Regions from separate parts of the Homo sapiens genome. Here region 2 is linked to region 1. A link is an interaction called in ENCODE POLR2A ChIA-PET data of the cell type or tissue named here. Cell type or tissue: K562. All regions are shown on one strand. Each heading gives the region's core, and the rest is flanking DNA. Links, peaks and the distances in the headings are about the cores only. Region 1 overlaps LOC105376375 (a long non-coding RNA gene). Region 2 overlaps LOC107984195 (a long non-coding RNA gene).

The links. Peaks named below come from ENCODE experiments on the same cell type or tissue, not always from the same donor. Only the 100,000 strongest peaks of a DNase experiment are listed, where the experiment ranks them.
Region 2: POLR2A ChIA-PET joins it to region 1 with 6 read pairs; 2 of 35 experiments call an interaction of 5 or more read pairs at or near these places.

Annotation. Positions count from the first base shown.
Region 1 is chr10:4,707,207-4,710,133 of GRCh38, reverse strand. The region is part of intron 2 of LOC105376375 (a long non-coding RNA gene); the gene reads left to right. All of the region lies in intron 2 of LOC107984197 (a long non-coding RNA gene), which reads right to left. Among named protein-coding and RNA genes, the nearest start is that of MANCR, 31 kb to the right of the region's middle. In K562, for the core only: a CTCF peak has its summit at 1,538 (motif pointing left); a DNase peak (open chromatin) is centred at 1,573.
Region 2 is chr10:4,029,698-4,032,624 of GRCh38, reverse strand. LOC107984195 (a long non-coding RNA gene) reads right to left here. Exons shown (of 10, transcript NR_176060.1): 2 at 922-1,099. Among named protein-coding and RNA genes, the nearest start is that of MIR6078, 40 kb to the right of the region's middle. In K562, for the core only: no CTCF peak of the experiment used is centred there; no DNase peak of the experiment used is centred there; H3K27me3 peaks cover 122 bases.

The DNA of each region.
Region 1 (2,927 bases), core at 339-2,838:
AGGATAATGCTAAAATTTGAGTTTTGGCCTCAACTTGAGTGCATTGTGCCACATCCTTTGCTGTTAAGTTAAAATGCACCTTTGGTCAAATCATTTCCTTTGTCTACCCCCTGCTGTCATAGTTTCAGTGCTCATGTCTATGTCGATAAATTGTGAACTGCTAGATCTGATTTCTCAGTCTATTTTTATAATCTATTTTCTTTGGATATTTCAATTTGGATATTTCAACCTTTTAAGTTCCAGTGAGCAAGAGTAGACCAAAATTCATATTTGCATTCAACATTTGGGGACTAGGTTTTTTTTTTTATTACCACAATAAATATATGCAGAGTGATTTCTATGCGCGATAAGATTATAAGAGACTGATTGAATGGGTGAACTTTCCTTTGCTTCCTCAGTTTCCCAAGGCAGTGTGAGGGAAGTTTGGTGATCCATGCAGCTGGTGCCTGTGTCAGGTAGGAGGGTCCCAGGGATGGTGGGGGCACCGACTGCCTTTCCCTCCACCAGGAGGCTAGGGGGTGTCATAGTCCACTTAGTGTTGCTATAATGGAACACCTGATAGTGAGCCATTTATAAATAAGAGAAGTTCATTTAGCTCACAGTTTTGTAGCCTGGGAAGTTCAAGAGCATGGCCCTGGCTTCTGACAAGGGCTTTCACACTGTGTCATAACCTGGAGAAGGCCAAGGGGAAGCTGACACGTTCAAACAGAGGACTGAACAAGTGAAGGAGGCTCACTTTGTAACAACCCACTGTCACGGGAATCCAGTCTCAAAAGAGCAAGAACTCACTATTGCAGGAAGGACACCAAGCCATTCATGAGCGATCCAAACCCACGACCCAAACACCTCCCACTAGTCCCCACCTCCAGCACCACCACATTCACATTGGGAATCACATTTCAACATGGAATTTGACAGGGGACAAACTCAACTATAGCAAGGAGACTTTGCAGAAGTCAAGCCTCTGCCTGGAGTTACAGATGGACCCTCTACATTCTACTGCTTACAGGATCTGAGGTCCTATAGCACACTGTACTTGGCCTGCCATGTCCTGCAGAGAAAGAGCATTATACTCAGAAATGAAGGTGTTGTCATTTCCTCAAATCCTACCTCTCCTCACTGTAATCAGTGGACCCTCCATTACCATCAAACTGTAGCCATAGTGAATTGGGGGTGTTGCTGGTTAACCTTCCCTGTTTATACCTCATCAAATCTGGCCACTTCATGAAAGTCTGTTCTCAATCACATTTCTTAAATGTACCCTTTATTATTTCAGCACATATCTGCACAATCAGTAATTTTTATGAAAAATCAGAAACTTCTATTGAAATTAGGTGGTCCTGTTCTTAATCTCCCTTCCAGTTTTTGGTGCATCCATTCTTTCAGTATCACCTTTAACCCATTAGTTGTTGACTAATCATTTGCAGTGTTTCTGCAGTTGTGTCTACAAGACTCAAACTGACCCCTTGTCCTGGTCCCAGTGTTCTTCCAATTCCCACCACTCATCTTTGACATGAATGTCGTCACCATCACAGTCGCCCCCTAGCGTCCCAGTAACAGCCTGCACTGTGGATGGCTGCTGCTGGTTCCCGGGAGCACACCTTTCTCTAGATGACTTCCTTCCTGACTCCCCGGTCCAGATGGCTCTGTCAACTTGATCTATTTTTCAGGAAATGTTATTTGATTCTTCCATCAATCTCTGGAGCACAGTGACCCTGCCTTTGTTTTACCTGCCTTGGCAAGGGGCACAGAGCAGGAAATACTATATAATTCCCTTACAATTCCAAGTAGGGCTTCTGACACAGGTAAAATTTGAGGCATAGTGCCAAAACCATTTCTAAGCAGGTTGGTGCTCAGGGTGGGATACTACCCTGCTGTGAAGTGAAGGCACAGCAGGGAAGCAGGTGTGTCGGAGGCCCATTTCTTGGTATTGTGGCTGGAGAAACCTGTCTGTGACCTTGGGCATTTGTCTCCAAGTCTATTGGGGTTTGAGACTACAGTGGGACAATCAAGACCAGACCTGACACAGGAGTAAAATCTGAAAGTCCTCCCAGTCCTGATCAAGAGTGAGGAAAAATGAGACGGCTGAGCCCACAGAGGCAGGGACTCAGGAGCTGATGTTCAGGGGGGCTCTTTAAAAGTTGCATTTTGTAAACATTGTTAACGTGCTTGCTCAATTATTAGAAGACAGTAAGCATTTGGTAAACATTGTTAACGTGCTTGCTCAATTATGAGAAGACAGTGAAATCAACATAATACAAACTGAGGCCATTTACGCGGCTAAACTTTTTTGCACGTGGCCGTTTTAATTGCTCCTGTCTTTCTAAAGCAAGAGGAAATCCCATTCATTAATTTCTGTCAATCAACAAGAAAAGGATGACATTTTTTAGCCATGTAGCAATATTTTATTGAGGAAAAATCTACCCCTTTTTGGCTCTTACTGTAATAAGTATTCACCCATTTGATCATTAAGAAATAGATTCTAAGTTCCAAGGACACAACTCTTTCAAGTCAAAGGCATTATGTCATTATTTAAATTGTAATACATGTCAGCTTTGGGTCAGAACATGTGTTTCTTACCAGTTGCCTCATGTGTCGTACAAGCCCTATTTGGGAATTGCTTTCAGGGCTTTTTCTTCAGTCAGAGGGGCAAAGGCTGTAACTCAAGGAAGAAGGTGAATTTTGTCACTAATTACTGTCATTGTTCAGAAGGCAATAAACACTTTCCTTGAACAAGGTAATAGGTGAATCCTGCTTCCTGCTCCAACCACCAGCAGAAGGGTTTCTCCCCCACCTCTGGGATCAGCTAGGATAGTGTCAGTAGTTTGCTTTTGTTTGCTTATGTATGATGTACACGTTTGTATTATTTTCTTTAGAGAACTAAGTATATCAGAAGGCAACAGCCCATAATATAAGTTAAAATTGCA
Region 2 (2,927 bases), core at 174-2,673, 680 kb after region 1:
CTACTAAAAATTAAAAAAAAAAAATTATACAGGCGTTGTGGCGCATGCCTGTAGTCCCCGCTACTCAGGAGGCTGAGGCAGTAGAATTGCTTGAACCCAGGATGTGGAGGCTGTAGTGAGCAGAGATCCAGCCTGGGTGACAGAGTGAGATTCCGTCCCAAAAAAAGGTCCTTTTAGGAGTCCAGAGATGTTGGCAGCTATGAACCAATGTAGTTTTACAGAAAATCCAACCCAGAAGTCAAAATCTGAGTAATCAGCAGTTCATTCCTGTTGGCATCTGATTGTCCCTATAGTCAGTGCCTCTCTTGACCCATTCCTTTCCTAACCCTTACATGATCTGGTTTGAGTTATATGCAACCAAAGAGACTTGACTAGCACACCTTCTGCTGGCTCACTCTCAGCCTAATACCACCACTACTAAAACTCATAACACTCTGTTTCAACACAGAAATAGAAATACTTACAAAAATATGTTGCTTTGACTACCTCCATCTCTATGCATTAGAATGCATAATATGAAACTCTATATGATAAAGTATATAAAATGTCCAAGTGACATTTCATTCCAACACAGAGCTGTCTTTTGGTCCTGATTTCGAACGCACAGTGCCAGCCAGGATGCAAACTTTGACCCCTGGGGTACTCCTCAGCACTGCCTCTTCTCACTGTCCTGATTTGAACACTTGGCTGGCTGGAAACCCTCTTAAACAATGGATAAATGAGATTCCCCAAACATGTTTAGCTCAGCTTCCTAAGAGTGTAGAAATATGATTCTCTAATACTGGACATCAGATTCAAAACACAAACCAGTGAGAATAGAATCTCCTTATGGATCCCTGTTAATTAAATCTACCAGTTTCCTGGTAGGAAAAGTCTTATGGAGCACAATTTTAGCAATTTACCTGAAATTTAGCAATTTACCTGAAGTCTCCAAGGTGGGGAAAAAGACGTGGCAATGGCCTGACTTAAAACAGGTAGCAATCTCCCAACACGCTGAAAATCCCTCCAGCTTGATTTTCTGGCCTCCTGAAAATCCTCTCTCAGATACACTGTGCAGTCCTCCAGATGAAGCAGGAATTCAGCTTGTTAACATATAAATCTTTGTGTACAAAGATGATTGGAACTAAATAATTATTTTACCCTGAAGATATAAAGGTATTACAAAAAGCAGATATTTTTCTTTATGTAGGGGTTAGAGAAAGTGAAAAAAACTAAAAGCATTCAATATTCTGTCTGACATATTAAAATGTGGATGCTTAAATTAATATGGGGTAAAAAGTAAAAGACATATGTATGTGTATATATATACGTATATATATATACGTATATATACGTATATATATATACGTATATATATATACGTATATATATACGTATATATATATACGTATATATATACACACACACACACACACACATGCACACACACACATATATTTTTTGAGACAGAGTTTCGCTCTTGCTCAGGATGCAGTGCGATGGCGCTGTCTTGGCTCACTGCAACCTCTGCCTCCCGGCTTCATGCTATTCTCCTGCCTCAGCCTCCTGAGTAGCTGGGATTACAGGCGCCCACCACCATGCTCAGCTAATTTTTGTATTTTTAGTAGAGACAGGGTTTCACCATGTTGGCCAGGCTGGCCTTGAACTCCTGAGCTCAGGTGATCTGCCTGCCTCTGCCTCCCAAAGTGCTTGGATTATAGGTGTGAGCCGCGGTGCCTGGCCAAGAGACAAAAATATTAAGGAAATAATTTACCTTTGAAAATATATCCTGACATCGGTTTTTTCCTTTATTTTTCTAAAGAGATCAACAATGACACAGGAAACTGCTTTGACATAATCAACAAACTAGAAATTGATGTCAGTGGTATCCTTTTTAAAATGACTAACTTACTTTCAGTGATTTTAAAATTGTTTTCTTCTATATTTATCATAGACTATTATTCCTAGTGCCTGCCTAGTCCCTATTACTAGAATTTAATCAGCAAGCTTTCCTCCAAATTAGGCAGTATATCCCATTCATTTCCAATAGATACATAAAATCAAAATGGGTCAAATTGTGCAGCTTATTGCTTAGTTTATAATAAATATTTCTATCTGTAGGCAGCAATCATGATTTAGAAACAGAGGCACATAGTACGTAACAGCAAATAACTAAAATAAACTAAATAACCCTTCAGTTCATTTCTTGGAATAAAAGTTTAACTTGAGATCTCCTCGTGTGTAATATCAATTGCTTGAAAATGAAGAGAAGAATATTTTTACAAAGAATAACTTACGGTTTTAAATAAGGTATTGTTTCTATTAAAGTGGACTTAATTTAAAGTTATAAAAATTAATTCAAAAATATTTTTTCCTCTTAAGAAGGAATCTTCCTATTGCATCACTCTATCAACAAATGGAAGAAATAAACTAAAATAAATATGGATTCCACAGTGTTTACATGCAACTTAAACACAGCATATCATTGTCTGGTAAAATATTTGTAGTGCCGATCAGAGTACAGACTTGAGGATGCTACTTGAAATAAACAAACGCTTATCTAAATCTCGGAGGCCTGCAAAATTAAGTTTGGGATTTCCCAGCAGCGGGGAGCAGGCTTCCTACAAGCGTCTGGACTTGGATCTGCACTTGGGACCATGAATCTCTGGAGCCTGGCCTACTGGACGCAGATGTCACCAACGCCATTCTGCCTTCCTCACCGTCATCAGAGGCTGCTGAGCAGTAGTGCCCTGCTTTGCACCTTCAGAGATCAGCAAATAAGGTTTATTGTGCAGGACACAAGCTTCAGCTGGTGTTTATCGGTCGCACTAAGCCGCGTGAGATGTTCTCAGTTCCTATTGCTCCTTCTGCAGTAACTATTGATGTGCAATTTCTAAAGCTCATCTTCAAAGTACACGGCATGGAGTCTGAGATCCTTCAAACAACTT